2 separate regions of the Homo sapiens genome follow, and region 2 is linked to region 1. Evidence: read pairs that join two places in POLR2A ChIA-PET (ENCODE). Cell type or tissue: GM12878. All regions are shown on one strand. Each heading gives the region's core, and the rest is flanking DNA. Links, peaks and the distances in the headings are about the cores only.

Region 1 (7,816 bases), core at 3,364-5,863:
AAACTATTTGCAAACAGGTGACCTGCTCAATTTCTCCTGTGATCTTTCATTTCTAATGCTGGTTTTTCCCCCTCATTAAAAAACTCAATTTAATTTCTTGCTTCACCTGCATGGTAAAAATAATTACATACAGACATTAAGCCTGCACTAAAAATCAATATACAGAGAGATTCCACCTTTGCTGTTAGTCATCACAGGGCTTGTTGGCCACAAATAGAAAGCATTTAAAATACTTCTCTTTGTAGAAAGACAAGTGAAACCAGTCACTAGCCCTGTTGCTGAAGAGTGGCCTTTGTATGTTAGTGAAAGTCAAGGGTCAGGAAGGAAGATGAGGCTCTAACAGGGATTTCATGGCGTCCAGAGCCCTGTTTTCTTATTGGTGAAAGATACAAGGGCTGATCACCATCAGAGAACACTAACTTCAGATGCAGGGCCTCCACGCCACTGCTGCTGCCTTAATGGACATAAGCATTCTTCTTTATTTCCTGGAGCTCAAGCCTGAACCACAGGGGGTATAAGGAGAACGCCGTAAGGCACTGCTGTTCCCAGGCCCCCGCCCTCCCATCTGCACAGCCATCTCATCGCAGTCTCCTTCAGTGTCCTTGGACTCCCAGGGCTGCTGGGGTTCAGGACAGGCTGTTTGCATGAAGAGGGTCTTTATAGCTCCACCCAGAGGGGTTTGGAGAGTTTGACGATTGCTGCAGGAGATGGGAAGCTCTTGCCATATGAGGACCCAAATAAGTATTTAGGAGCCTGCAAAATCAGCTGGGCCCTAATCTACTCTCCAGCTGTTTCTAAGAGAGGTGATCTGAAAAACTGTCACCGAGGAAACTGGTTGTGAGGATTTTTAAGAGACTTGGGAGCCTGGCTAATGTTTGAATGTTTGTGATATGACATGCTGTATCTTGCATCTTCCTGGTACAAGGTAGATCAGCGGCTGCACACATCAGTGGGTCTTTGGATAGTCTGATTTAAATGTATTCTGGCCGGGCACAGTGGCTCACAGCTGTAATACCAGCACTTTGGGAGGCCGAGAAGGGCAGATCACCAGGTCAGGAGATTGAGACCAGCCTGGCCAACACGGTGAAACCCCGTCTCTACTAAAAATACAAAAATTAGCTGGGCGTGGTGGCGCGTGCCTGTAATCCCAGCTACTCGGGAGGCTGAGGCAGGATAATCGCTTGAACCAGGGAGTCAGAGGTTGCGGTGAGCCGAGATCGCGCCACTGTCCTGGCGACAGAGTGAGACTCTGTCTCAAAAAAAAAAAAAATGTATTCCATCTGGACGTTTCTAGGATTAGTCAACAGGTTCATTGTTTTTATCTCTACAGCTTGTTTCCCATTGCAACAAGGCCTCCCACTGCAAGACAGAGAGGAAGAGCTCTGCCACCCATGTGTGTAAGGCCATGTGGATACCTCATGACATCCTGGAAGGCCACAGGGCTGTGGCCGCCATTCAACTTAGGTTGACATGGCCAAGACCATAGAGCTAATGAGTGGCAATGTTGAGCCTAGACCCTAAGTCTCTAGATTCCTCCTGCAGGGCGCTGGGTGTTGTGGGGGCGTCTCTGAGGTGGGTCAGAGTGAACCTGCAGGGGCCACTTAAAACCCTTGCAGGCCTTGGCTCCTTCTCCAAAGAAGCCCAAGCCAGAATGGCAGTAGAAGTATCTCCTGTGACCGCAAGCCAGGCACTGATTCTTAGGTTGCTTCCTGGTCCTTCTGTATGTATTGCTAAGAGCAGCAGTGTTCTTTCTTGCCACAGAGTGAGTCCTGGTGCATAAATCTGTGCTCATGTCACCCAGTGCTTTCACCTGCCTGTTCGTGATAATCCTGGGACAAGACCCTCACCTGCCTGCACGGGGGCGGGGGGGGCGTGAGGTCTAGAGACCCAAATGAAGGCCTCACTGAATGGACTTCCCTGAGGTGTCGGGGCCACTGATGTGGTGCCAGGGCCTGTCTATTCTTCCTGCTAGCCAAAGGCTGGCTTCTCAAGCCGCTGGATGAATGGGGAGCCTGGAGATGTTGAACAAGTCACGTACGTCTCTGATTGCCTCGATTTCCCCATTTTGGCCGATGGCATCGCTAAAGCATTTGATGATTCCACCGTCAAGTGTGAGAGCTACAGGAGATAAAAATTTTAAATTACTAATCACCCATGGTAATGCATGGTAATGCATGCTGAACAAACAGTGAGGAGGCCAGACGCCACCGCATTCCAAAACAGGAAGCACTCAGGAACTCTACCAGAGCATGGCTGCCCTCTCCACATCTGCACTACTGGACTGAGGGCTTAGTTGATCCATCTCTTCCACAGATTTGCAGAGATATGCTCAAGCGTGACTTAAGTGACTTAAGGCTCATGTGTTGCCTCCCTATGTCAAGCTTTTCACCCAGTGAGCTCTTTGAGAACAGGGGCTGCATTTTAGGACATCTCCCCCAGTGTCTTCGTAGAACCAGGCAAGACACACGGCCTTGTTGGAAGTGCCAAACATCTATTCTTCATCAGCAGAATGGATGAGCCCCTGAAAGGCATGAGTTGAGCTGCGCAGTCTGAACTCAGGGAAGTCCTCGCAGCGGGCTCCCAATTCCTGCCTCTCAAGAAGCAAGCTGAGCCTTAAAGATGGCTGAAAATGTGAACAGTCTCAGGGCCACGCAGACCCACCTGAGCAGTTGCTCTCTGATGTCTCACCGAGCCATCCACCATCCCAGCGAAGAAAGGGCCTGCAAGCAGACCAGAAAATGCCCCATTCAGTCATGCTGCTTAGTCATGGCCCAAACCTGCAGCGTTTAATTCTGCTCACTGTGACTTTATTGCAATGGCACACACATTTACATCACTTTATGTGCGATAACAGTAGAGAAGTTAGTTAGGTTTTTCTGTTTTTTGTTTTTTTAAGATAATGAGAAAAGTCTGTAATATTCAGCCAAAATGTATCCTTGTGGCTGGTGTAGATTTTTGGCGAAATGACACTGTACATAATCAGAAGAAGGCAAACATGCATATTATCTCCATCTCCTTATAACTGCACGAGATAACATAAAACTGCAGGAAGTATCAAGCATAAGAATAAAAGCCGTCTATTGAAGTCTACGTGGCATCCCCTGCGTGCCCCAGGAACACCCTTCGGTGGATTAGGATGAGCACGCTGGAAAATACACACCCTGCCGCTGCATCTGGCTAATGCCAGGCCCCAGCCCCTGTTCCTTAAGCCACAGATCCCCTGAGTGTCTGTGTTGTGTCTGCTGGAATTTAGTTTAGGCAGGTGACGTGGCTCCAAAGAAAGTCACAGGCTGGTTTCTGCTGCAGAGATTTGTGTCCACTTCATGCATGTTTATTGCCCGTTAACTCTATATGAAGCCACAGCAAAGGGGAAGTGATGTTAGAGAGGTCACAATCTAGTTAGTGGGGTCAAGACAAGAGATGGAGACAGCAGGTCTTGACACTCTGGAATCATTCTGATTTGTAAATATGACAATTGATGAAGGGGAAGAGTGCCTAGTCTCCAGGAGGGATTTCCTGCTGAGACCCACCAGGTATACAGTCGGTCCTTGTCTGCAGTGACCCCAGAGACATTTATTGCAACACCTGCACATCAGGTTGCAGCAACTGTGTTCTGCCTGGCCCAGGACAGACTCTGCTCCACCTAAGAGTCAGCCTCTCCAAGGCAGCAGTGGGGTTGGGAAGAGGGGAGGAGGGACCTCCATGCTGCACCAGCTCCTACAGAGCCAGCTCAAGCTACATTTCAGGACATCTTGGAGGCTACTTCTGGACAATTGTGGATTAGCTAAGTGACAGTCCAGGAACCTGGATCCCATCCTGGCCAGGGAGTTGTGGCTTCTGAGATAAGGACTTTGTGCATTGGAGATAAACTGAAGTGTTTCTGCCTCTGCTCCCTCCAGGGGCGGCTTATGGCACAGGCTCACCAAATTGCAGGCCCCAGAGCACCTGCAACCTCAGGGAGCTCAGGGGCTTCCCAGCATGGGCAGGGGAAGCCACAGATTCACTTCTCCTACAGATGCACAGACCCTGGGGTGGATGGTCTAAAGCTCAGGATCTTATAATGCAGAGAAGATGGAATAGAGCAGGAACCAGGCCCCTGTCTGGAGGAAGGAACCAATAACAACAACAACAAAACTACTGACAATGTGCGCGCTTTACAATTTTCAAAGCGCTCTCATCTCAGTCAAGGAAGGATGCATTCTTTCCACAGGCTGACGTTCAAAACCCAACCACCAGAAACATGAAGATAAAACAAAAGGAACCACCAGAAACAAACAAGACACCTGTCCATCCTCCAGGTTTGCAAATCAGATCAAGTTCTGACAACTGGTAAAGAGGAAGATGAGAAGATCCTGCCAGATAAATTCTCTGGTACCTTCATTGATCTCATTCTTTCACCATCAAAGGGGAATGCAGTAGTGCCAGCAGGAGCAGAAAAAAAAAAAAAAAACCCTAAAAAGAACAAGAGAGACTAGTCAAAGCTAGTACAGTGTTTCCCTGGTACTGAGTCATACTTTTACAATGACCCAGGCCCACGGCCTCAACTGATGACAAATAATGAGAATCCAACAATCATTCTTTCTCGCATATTCACTTGTGAATAAATGCAAGAACTGGTGTATTTGTATATGCTGTGTTTATATCTACATGATTCATTAGATTCATTAAAACCCAACTGGTAATTAGGAAAAACACTCACAAAGTTAGAAAAAAAACAGCGACGTAGACAGTAAGTTTGAATTTTAAATGGAGAAGCATTCTGTTGGTGCTTCCTGAGGTGGCGGAGGGTGTATGTGTGTGAGGGCATTGGAACAGGAAGTTGCTGGGATGTGGACCTGAGCCACCAGCACACACAGCCACGCACAGGAGGCTGATGGCTGCGGCCCAGTCGCTCACATGCCAGCATCCCCACCCTGGCTAGTCCCGACTGCCATGTTCCCAAATCTTTCTGGTTCTGGCCCCCTCGGGCTTTCTCTGGCATCTCCGGGTCTCCTGGTAGAAAGCAGACTTCTTTGGTTGTGCACTCAGATCCTTCCCAGGACCTGGCCAATGTGGTGCTGTTTCTGCTCCAGGCCACCAAGGATAACCTCCCTGCAGAATCTAACTCTCCCTTGTGCCCACATGGTCCATCTCTGCCTCAAACCAGGAGTCACCGGCTCTCTGGAGAGGTGTTAATCAGCACCCACCCTCTACCTGGCCCTCTCCAGGCATGAAGACAGCCATGAACATGGACAAAGTACCTGCTCCCAGGGAGCTCACAGTCTAGTGGGTAGAATCCAAGAACCAAATGAATAACCACCTAAGTCAACTAGGAAATAGTGCATGGTGAGAACTGCTCTGTAGAGAATCAGAAGAGAATAGGAGAGGCTGGGCATGGTGGCTTACGCCTGTAATGCCAGAGCTTTGGGGGGCCGAGGAGGGAGGATCACTTGAGACCAGGAGTTCAAGACCAGCCTGGGCAATATAGTGAGACCCCATGTCTACAAAAAAGTTTAAAAAATGAGCAGAGCATGGCAGCATGCGCTTGTAGTCCCAGCTACTCAGGAGGCCGAGGCAGGACAATCGCTTGAATCTAGGAGTTCGAGGCTGCAGAAGCTATGATCGCACCACTGCACTCCGGCCTGGGCGACAGAGTGAGACTGTCTCTAACGAAAAAGACAGGACAGGAGAGGGCACCTGGGCAGTCAGCCGAGGTCTCTCTGCAGAGGTGATCTTCAAGCTTAAGAGAAGCCATCTCTGTGAGACCTGGGGAGTGGCATTCCAGGAGGAGGGAGCAGCTGGTCCAAGGCCACAGGGCAGGAATGAGCCTAGCTTGTGTGAGGAGCCAAAAGGGTGGGCGAGGGCGGAGAGCCGGGAGCAAAGCAGACAAAGACGGGAGCAGGCAGGGCCAGAGCCTAGAGGACCTCATGCGTATGGGAAAGACTTTCAGTGGCTTTTCAGAGCAGGATGGGTGACGGCTAGAGGGCTCAAAGAGCTGTGATGGGTTTGGTTACCAATTTTTAGAGATCCTTTGATTGTTATGTGGAGAAGGTGTTCTCAGCGGAGTCCAGGGCAGGCAGGGAGATGGTGAGGAGGAGCATTCTTGGTCCTGGGGAGGGCGAGGGTTCCGACAGTGGGCTCCGCCGACCATCACTGCCGCAAGGGATGCTGGTCACCTGCCTCAGCAACACCCCTGGTGTGCAGTTCACCGGGGAGCCCCATCGGTGGACCCAGGCAGTGCCTCCCCCCATGCCATCCCTGAAGGACACTTCTACCACAGAGCCTGCCCACATCCAACTGGAGGCAGAGACGCTGGACTGGAAAGACCACAGGCCCTGAATTTGGGCAGACCTGGGTTCAAGTCCTGTCTTAGCCACTTTCTAACTCAGACATTCTGGTTAAGTGGCTGAACGCCCCTGAGCCTCAGTTTCCTCATGTGTCAAATGTGGCAAGGATTGCATCACAGAGTTGTGCTTGAAACTCATGTTAAATCCCCCACCACAGAGCCTGGTACATAGCAGGTCATCAAAATGGTCTTCAGGAGTTGGGCGCAGTGGACACTGGACTACAGGATTACATGCCTGTAATCCCAGCACTTTGGGAGGCTAAGACAGGAAGCTCGCACGACGCCAGGAGTTCAAGGTTATGGTAAGCTATGATTGCACCACTATACTCCAGCCTGGGTGACCAAGCCCGTTAGTAGTGGTGGCAGTGGCTGTAGTCATAGTAGTTGTAATAATATAATACCCACTCATTCATCAAAGGTTTATTGACTGCCTCTTATGTGCCAAGTTACGGTTCTAGGCACTTGGAGTATATCAGTGAATAAAATGAAGTCACTGCCCTATGGAGCTTATATTCTGGGAAGGAAGACAGACAAAGGTTTTTTTTTATTGTTTTTAATTTTATTTTATTTTATATATTTTTTCGAGACGGAGTCTCGCTCTGTCACTCAGGCTGGAGTGCAGTGGCGTGGTCTTGGCTCACTGCAACCTCTGCCTCCCAGGTTCAAGTGATTCTCCTGCCTCAGCCTCCCAAGTAGCTGGGATTACAGGCGCACACCACCATGCCCGGCTAATTTTTTGTATTTTTAGTAGAGACACGGTTTCACCATGTTGACCAGGCTGATCTCGAACTCCTCACCTCAGGTGATCCGCCTGCCTCAGCCTCCCAAAGTGCTAGGATTATAGGCGTGAGCCACTGCACCAGGCCAAACGTGTATTAGATTTTTAAAAATTAAATGAGTTTGTTAGAAGGTGACAAGTGCTTTTTAAATGAAATGGAGTAGAGTGGATGGAGAGAGGTGGGGTGAGGAAGGGCACAGCTCTAAGCCATGTGAAGGGTGGGCTTCTTGGCAAAGGTGACGGCTGAACAGAGACTTCTGGAGGCGAGGGAGCGAGCCACATGGATCTCCAGGGATGAGAATCGTAGGCACAAGGATCGGCCAACTCTGAGTGGGACAGCTCTGGGGTGTCTGAGCCTGCGGGGGCGGGGCACTTGGCTGGAGGGGAGAGCGAGTGGGTGGTGAGTGGCAGTGGATGACATGGGAATGGGGGGTGACCAGGTCCGGGTTGCCCAGGGGAGGACTCGGAGGCCATGGGGAGGACTGCAGCTTTCAGGCTGAGCAACAGGAGCCCTTGGAAGTTTGTGAACCAGGACAACATCCGCTTCAGGTTTCAAAGAGATCATTCCAGCTGCTGGATCGAGACAAGGCTGTCGGGTGCTGGCGGAAGACCAGTGGTTCGGGGAGGGGTGAGGGGCAGCTCAGGACAGGAGGCCAGTCGTGGGCAGTGGTCAGAAAATCAACAAAACAGCTTCATTCTGCTTACCCCACATT
Region 2 (7,816 bases), core at 2,450-4,949, 1.4 Mb after region 1:
GAGACTGAGCCTCAAATGCAGATCCCCTCCCCGCCGCAGAGCCGCCTTGTGTGTCTTCCGGGAACCCTGCAGAAAGGAGAACTCCGGTGTCTGGATTTCGGGGACCGACTGTCTTGTCACCCTGCTCTGCTGAGTGAGGATGCTCAGCATGTGGGAACAGACTGAAGCAGCTGACTAATGACTGTTGCCTGGGGAGACCAGGGCCCTGGGGTTTGCATAATTTCCCCAATATATCAGGAAGTGGGTAGCGCAGAGGGACCAGGAGAGCAAATATCGAATGCGTCAGTGGTTCTTAACCTTTTTCAGTATGAAAGTTCCTTTTATGGTTAGGATAGCATCTGTGGTCACAGTTTAGTAGCTGTGCGTTTAGAATCATGGTTTGCGAACATAGATGAGGACTAATAATACCAACAGCAGGGGTTGCAGCCACCCACGTGGTACTTACTAGGCGGCAGGCATTTGTCCAGGTGCTCTACATGTCTATTAATTCACCAAATGCTTAGGAAAACCTGGTGGCTGGTGTTATTAGTCTCATTTTACAGGTGAGGTACTTGAGGCACAGAGCAGGCAGGTGACTTTTCCAAGGCCACACAGCTGATAATTGGTAGAGCCAGGATTCAACCCCAGGTAAGCCAGCTCCAGATTCCACACTTTTTTTTTTTTTTTTGAGACGGAGTCCCGCTCAGTCGCCCAGGCTGGAGTGCAGTGGCGCGATCTCTGCTCACTGCAAGCTCCGCCTCCTGGTTCACGCCATTCTCCTGCCTCAGTCTCCCCAGTGGCTGGGACTACAGGCGCCCGCCACCACGCCCGGCTAATTTTTTGTATTTTTAGTAGAGACAGGGTTTCACCGTGTTAGCCAGGATGGTCTTGATCTCCTGACCTCATGATCCGCCTCCCCCACCTCCCAAAGTGCTGGGATTACAGGCGTGAGCCACTGTGCCCGGCCCGATTCCACACACTTAGCCATCCTTCTGTGTCCCTCTGTCAGAGAGGGCTACCGGTTGTGGCCTGTTATATAGGAGTAGCGTCGTCTGTCAGTATATGTGGGGGACTGGTTCCAGGACCCCCAAGTATGCTCAGAGCCCCACATACTCACATCCCTGTAGAACCTGCATGTACAAAGAGTTGGTCCTCCTTATATTCAGGTTTTACGTCCTGAGAACATCGTAGTTTTGATTCCCATTCAGTTGAAAAAAATCCATGTATAGATGCGCCCATGCAGTTCAAACCCATGCTGCCCAGGGGCCAACTGCACTGTGCCTTAGTGAAGATGCATGAGCTAGAACTGTGTGTATCAACATAGATACCTTCCAAACACATAGTCATGAGGGAATAAACAAACTGCAGAAGGTTATGGAAGGTATTAATGCATTCATATAAAGTGCAAAACCATACTGGACGGTACTCTGTATCTTTCACGAATCCAGATTTACCTAGTGAAAGCCTGCCTAGCCATAAAAACACCAAATTCAGGATAGTGATTACTTTCCTGGGAGCAAATGGCACCAGGAGGGGGCAGGCTGGGAGCTCCAGCTGTGTCATTTTTATTTATTAAACCACAGCTGGGGCTGGGCATGGTGGCTTATGCCTGTAATCCCAACACTTTGAGAGGCTGAGGTGGGTGGATCACCTGAGGTCAGGAGTTCAAGACCAACCTGGCCAAAATGGTGAAACCCCTGTCTCTACTAAAAATACAAAGATTTGCCGGGTGTGGTTGCACGTGCCTATAATCCCAGCTACTCGGGAGGCTGAGGCACGAGAATCGCTTGAACCCGGGAGACAAGGTTGCAGTGAGCCGAGATGGCACCACTGCGCTCCAGCCTAGGCAACAAAAGTGAAACTCTGTCTCAGAAACAAACAAACAAAACATAGCTGGAGCAAACGTGGCAAAGTATTAAGGATGGAGTGCTGGGTGCATGAGTATTTGCTGTTATTTCTTTGTATATACATAAATTATTTTATAATATAAAGTTTCAACCTGCCATGCATTTGTAACATTTTCAGATGAATTTGCATACATACGTTTTGAACCAGCGTGTGTGATAGAGACTGGTTTCTTTAGTCAGGAGTCTGTGCTTGGTGCACTAAGAGTTTCAGTCCCCCTCAGTTACTGCGAGGGTCTCCTCAGGAGTCTCAGCCCACAGGCAGCTAGGATCAGGATGCACCCCCTTTTAAGGATAGGGGGATTATGAAGTGTCCAGAGAGTGGTGGCACAGAAGTGGAGACACTAGGGTGTCCAGATGTGGGTCCTGGCTTAGGGGAGAGGATTTATAAAGTAAAATGGCTGCAGAGATTCTGAATCAAGCGCAGGTTGGAAGCATAGTGCTTTGTTGGTACATCAGAGACACTGCCTCCAGGGACATCAGAGGTGACTTCTGTTGAGTTCTGCTGACTGCACAGGAGACACTGTCATACCCACAAAGAATAGCAGGGGACATTTCTGCCAGAAACACCACTAAGACATTAGTAAAAATGATTGTAACCCAGCTACTCAGGAGGCCGAGATGGGAGGATCACTTGAGTCTAGGAGTTCAAGACCAGCCTGGGCAATGTAGGGAGACATCATCTCTAAAAAATAAGACAAATTAGCCAGGCATTTGGGCTGCACCTGTACATAGTCTCAGCTACTCAGGAAGTTAAGGCAGGAGGATTCCTGGAGCCCAGGAAGATGGAGGCTGCAATGAGCTATGATGGCACCACTGCACTCCAGCCTGGGTGACAGCAAGACCCCGCCTCTTAAAAACAAACAAACAAACAGAAAGATTGTAAGACAGCAAATGTCAACTTGAGTTAGTAGTTGAAAAAATAGGCTTGGCGGGGTGGCTCATGCCTGTAATCCCAGCACTTTGGGAGGCCGAGGCAGGCGGATCACGAGATCAGGAGTTCAAGACCAGCCTGATCAACATTGTGAAACCCCGTCTCTTTTTGTATTTGTAGAAATACAAAAATGAGCCAGGCATGGTGGCGGGTGCTTGTAATCCCAGCTACTCGGGAGGCTGAGGCAGGAGAATCACTTGAACCTGGGAGGCAGAGGTTGCAGGAAAAAAAAAAAGAAAAGAAAAAAAATAGGCAAGCGGGAGTTCAAAGGGTGGGAACAAATCAGTGACGCGTGAACAGACTGATTTATGAGGGCAGGGGGCAGAGTCCAGCAGCTGCTCAAAGGCCTTTATGCTTCTGTCGAAACAAGTACGTCACATGCAGAGCTCTAGGCCTTCCTGTGTCATCCGAAAGGATGGGGTGAAGGCCTGGGTTACCAAGGGGGCACAAGTCGCCCACAGGTCCGGGATGAGGAGGCCTTGGCCCACTGTGGGAGCGGGTGGTGCGGAAAGCCCATGAGGGCTCTCGAACATTCCCCAGCGCCTGACAGCGGCCAGCTGGGGACATCTCCCAGCCGTGGCTCAGCCTTCAACAAGTCAAAAAGCCAGCATCACCCACAGCGTCATCCCCAGATCTATTCTAGGTTCTGAGGTTCTAGGTGGGACTTTCAAAAGCAGAAGAAACGATGCTAAAACCGAAAGGAATTTGCCATTAGGGAGAAATGCTTTATTTTCACCAGATGACAAACTTCAGGGTTTCTGATCAAAGTTGCTGCAATTTCTTCTTTCTCCTTCAGGCCTGATTCTGCTCCCCTCCCCTGTCCTCCCATCCTTCTTGCCACAACGGGGGAAGCCCTGAAAAACCCCGGTGTTTTCATAGGCTGTGTGGAGCCCAAGGAAGGGGAGGGAAAGGAAGTGGGGCTCATTTACCACCATTCAGTTCCTGATCGGGTTCCCCAAGAAGCAGCTGGGACTCTCCAACCCAACCTCACTTCCCCGGGGTCCCTGTCATTAGGCAGATGGCACTCCCATGGCTGTCCCTGCCATGTTCCCTCAGACCCCTCCTTGCTGCCTCAGTTTCTCAGCCCTCCACCCTTCCCTGCCTCCTGCCTCTCCCTGTCTGCCCTTCTCGGGACCCAGGCTCCTTCTGTCTGTCCACAAGCATGCTCAGGTCTCCCCATCTTAAAAACAAGGTCTGGACCCCCTGAATAACCTCTTTCTTGCATTTCACAAACATGCGCTTTTGGAAAGCAGTTTATGCTCTTGAATTGACTCACTGCTCCCACTTCCTCCTGCTGCCATCCAGGGTCTGCCTGTTCCCCCTCCAGCCTCCCCGTCAGTCGAGCCTGCCCTTGGCCAGGCCCTGTGGCAGCTTAAGGTGAAGTGGTCCAGCCTGTCAGCCGCACTGGACACCCTGACTGTCTCCTGCCCGGGGCCTCTCTCCCCTGCAGTCTTTGAGGCCTTGACCACTGAGGGGACTGCTCTTTGACCTCCTCCCTACTCTTAGTTTTTTTTTTGTCTTTTTGTTTTTTTTTAAATAACAGCTTTATTGAGGTATAATTCACATTTTCTGTGCTGTCCCCATCTCGAAGTGTACCACATTCAGAGTTGCGCAGTGACCCCACAGTCCACTGTAGACCTTTTCCATCCCAGAAGGAACCCCGTGCCTCTTAGTGGTCACCCTCCAATTCCCCGCCACGCCCTCCAGGCCCAGGCATCATGAATCTGTGTTGGGCCTCTGATTTGCCTTCATTTTCACCTTCTCTGTCAACCCATGGTCTGCAGCCTTTGCTCTGCTCTGTATCCCAGGGACCTCTCTCACAGCACAGGTCTGCATTTCAGCTGTGCCAATGCTCCCCCGAAGCTCTCCGCACCCTTACCCTGGACAGCGGCCTCTTCCTGGCTGGTCCACACCCCAGCCCGACCTTCTGCTGCCCTCCCCAGCTCCGGGCTCCTGCAGCACCTTCTCTCCTCACCCCCTCCCTCACTGCTCCTAAGTCCACATGCAGGTTCACACCTCCTCATGCTTCCCACGCCTCCATGCACTTTTCACACCTCCACACATCACATCTCCTCACACCTCCACACACACTTCACACCTCCTCACGCCTCCCACTCACACCTTCTCACGCCTCCCACATCTCCACACGCTTTTCACACCTCCTGTTATGGTTTGGCTGCATCCCCATGCAAATCTCAACTTGAATTGTATCTCCCAGAATTTCCAAGTGTTGTGGGAGGGACCCACAGGGAGGTAATTGAATCATGGGGGCTGGTCTTTCCCATGCTATTCTTGTGATGGTGAATAAGTCTCACAAGATCTGATGGGTTTATCAGGGGTTTCTGCTTTTGCTTCCTCCTCATTTTTTTTCTCTTGCCGCCGCCATGTAAGAAATGCCTTTTGCCTCCTGCCATGACTCTGAGGCCTCCCCAGCCATGTGGAATTGTTAAGTCCAATTAAACCTCTTTTTCTTCCTAGTCTCGGGTATGTCTTTATCAGCAGTGTGAAAATGGACTAATACAGTAAATTAGTACCAGGAGTGGGGTGTTGCTGAAAAGATACCCAAAAATGTGAAGCAACTTTGGAACTGGGTAACAGACAGAGATTACAACAGTTGGAGGGCTCAGAAGAAGACAGGAAAATGTGGGAAAGTTTGGAACTTTCTAGAGACTTATTGAATGGCTTTGCCCAAAATGCTGATAGTGATATGGTCAATAAAATCCAGGCTGAGGTGGTCTCAGATAGAGATGAGGAACTTTTTGGGAACTGGAGCAAAGGTGACTCTGGTTATGTTTTAGCAAAGAGATTGGTGGCATTTTACCCTTGCCCTAGAGATTTGTGGAACACTGAACTTCAGAGAGATGATTTAGGGTATCTGGCAGAAGAAATTTCTGAGCAGCAAAGCATTTAGAGGTGACTTCAGTACTCTTAAAGGCATTCAGTTTTAAAAGGGAAACAGAACATAAAAATTCAGAAAATTTGCAGCCTGACTATACAATAGAAAGGAAAAACCCATTTTCTGGGAAGAAATTCAAGCACGCTACAGAAATGTGTATAAGTAGCAAAGAGCCTAACGTTAATCCCCAAGTCCATGGGGAAAATGTCCCCAGGCCATGTCAGAGACCTTCATGGCAGCCCTTCCCATCATAAGCCTTAAGTCCCTTTTGTGGGCTGGGCCCAGGGTCCCCATGCTGTGTGCAGCCTAGGGACTTCGTGCCCTGTGTCCCAGCTGCTCCAGCCATGGCTGAAAGGGGCCAACGTAGAGCTCGGGCTGTGGCTTCAGAGGGTGGAAGCCCCAAGCCTTGGCAGCTTCCATGTGTTATTGAGCCTGCAGGTGCACAGAAGTCAAGGTCTGAGGTTTGGGAACCTCCGCCTAGATTCCAGAAGATGTATGGAAATGCCTGGATGCCCAGGCAAAAGTTTGCTGTGGGGGTGGGGCCCTCATGGAGAAGCTCTGCTAGGGCAGTGCAGAAGGGAAATGTGGGGTCGGAGCCCCCACACAGAGTCCCTACTGGGGCACTGTCTAGCGGAGCTGTGAGAAGAGGGCCACTGTCCTCCAGACCTCAGAATGGTATATCCACCGACAGCTTGCACTGCGCTCCTGGAAAAGCCACAGACACTCAACACCAGCCCGTGAAAGCAGCCGGGAGAGAGGCTGTACCCTGCAAAGCCACAGGGGTGGAGCTGCCCAAGACCATGGGAACCCACCTCTTGCATCACTGTGACCTGGATGTGAGACTTGGAGTCAAAGGAGATCATATTGGAGCTTTAAACTTTGACTGACCTGCTGGATTTCAGACTTGCATGGGCCCTGTAACCACTTTGTTTTGGCCACTTTCTCCCACTTGGAACGGCTGTATTTACCCAATGCCTGTATCTCCATTGTATCTAGGAAGTAACTAGCTTGCTTTCGATTTTACAGGCTCATAGGCAGAAGGGACTTGCCTTATCACAGATGAAACTTTGGACTGTGGACTTTTGGGTTAATGCTGAAATGAGTTAAGACTTTTGGGGACTGTTGGGAAGGCATGATTGGTTTTGAAATGTGAGGACGTGAGATTAGGAGGGGCCAGGGATGGAATGATATGGTTTGGCTGTGTCCCCCTCCAAATCTCAACTTGAATTGTATCTCCCGGAATTCCCATGTGTTGTGGGAGGGACCTGGGAGGAAGTAATTGAATCACGGGGGCCGGTCTTTCTTGTACTATTCTTGTGATAGTGAATAAGTCTCAGGAGATCTGATGGGTTTATCAGGGGTTTCCGCTTTTGCTTCTTCCTCATTTTTTTCTCTTGCTGCTGCCATGTAAGAAGTGCCTTTCGCCACCCACTGTGATTCTGAGGCTTCCCCAGCCATGTGGAACTGTAAGTCCAATTAAACTTCTTTTTCTTCCCAGTCTCAGATATGTCTTCATCAGCAGCATGAAAACAGACTAATATACCTCCTCATACCTCCCATGCCTCCACACTTTTCACACTTCCTCACACCTCCCATACTGCCTCACACTTCCCACACCTCCCATACCTCGACACACTTTTCACATCTCCTCCCATCTCCTCCCACCTCCCACACCTCCCCATGCTTTCAACACCTCTCATACCTCCTCACACCTCCCATGCCTCCTCACACTTTTCAGCACCTCCTCACAGCCCCCATGCCTCTCCACACCTCCCCATGCCTCCCCACACCTCTCACACTTCCTACACCTCCTCACACCACTGGTGCTTATTACTGACATGTCTGTCTGCCTGTGTATTTCTCTGGGACAGGCCCAGCTTCTCCTCCTTTTTACAATTCTTGGGTCCAACCCAGGGTCTGATGCAGACTCAGTGCTGAGTATCAGTTGACCTGACTTGAACACCACCAATTGGAAAGCCAGGATGATGTAAATTTTCATCTGGCCTCATTTGTTCCTTAGCCTCTCATAGGGGTCACACCTCCCTCTTTTTCATTCTTGTACATCTGGGGACACTGAGCAGGAGGTGCCCGTGCTGTCAAAGC

Evidence for each region. ChIA-PET counts read pairs that join two places held together with the same protein. Peaks named below come from ENCODE experiments on the same cell type or tissue, not always from the same donor. Only the 100,000 strongest peaks of a DNase experiment are listed, where the experiment ranks them.
Region 2: POLR2A ChIA-PET joins it to region 1 with 9 read pairs; 1 of 35 experiments calls an interaction of 5 or more read pairs at or near these places.

Annotation. Positions count from the first base shown.
Region 1 is chr1:234,727,018-234,734,833 of GRCh38, forward strand. LINC01132 (long intergenic non-protein coding RNA 1132) reads left to right here. Exons shown (of 3, transcript NR_038856.1): 3 at 1,331-4,626. Among named protein-coding and RNA genes, the nearest start is that of LINC01132, 6.9 kb to the left of the region's middle. RefSeq lists a silencer at 1,165-1,459 and enhancers at 3,353-3,422, 7,116-7,616. In GM12878, for the core only: a CTCF peak has its summit at 3,911; DNase peaks (open chromatin) are centred at 3,377, 4,084 and 4,504; H3K4me3 peaks cover 1,297 bases; H3K27ac peaks cover 2,303 bases.
Region 2 is chr1:236,156,576-236,164,391 of GRCh38, forward strand. All of the region lies in intron 1 of GPR137B (G protein-coupled receptor 137B), which reads left to right. Among named protein-coding and RNA genes, the nearest start is that of GPR137B, 18 kb to the left of the region's middle. RefSeq lists enhancers at 1-6, 207-316, 3,011-3,060, 3,161-3,610, 3,701-3,750 and a silencer at 1,996-2,045. In GM12878, for the core only: no CTCF peak of the experiment used is centred there; DNase peaks (open chromatin) are centred at 3,546 and 4,006; H3K4me3 peaks cover 445 bases; H3K27ac peaks cover 2,500 bases.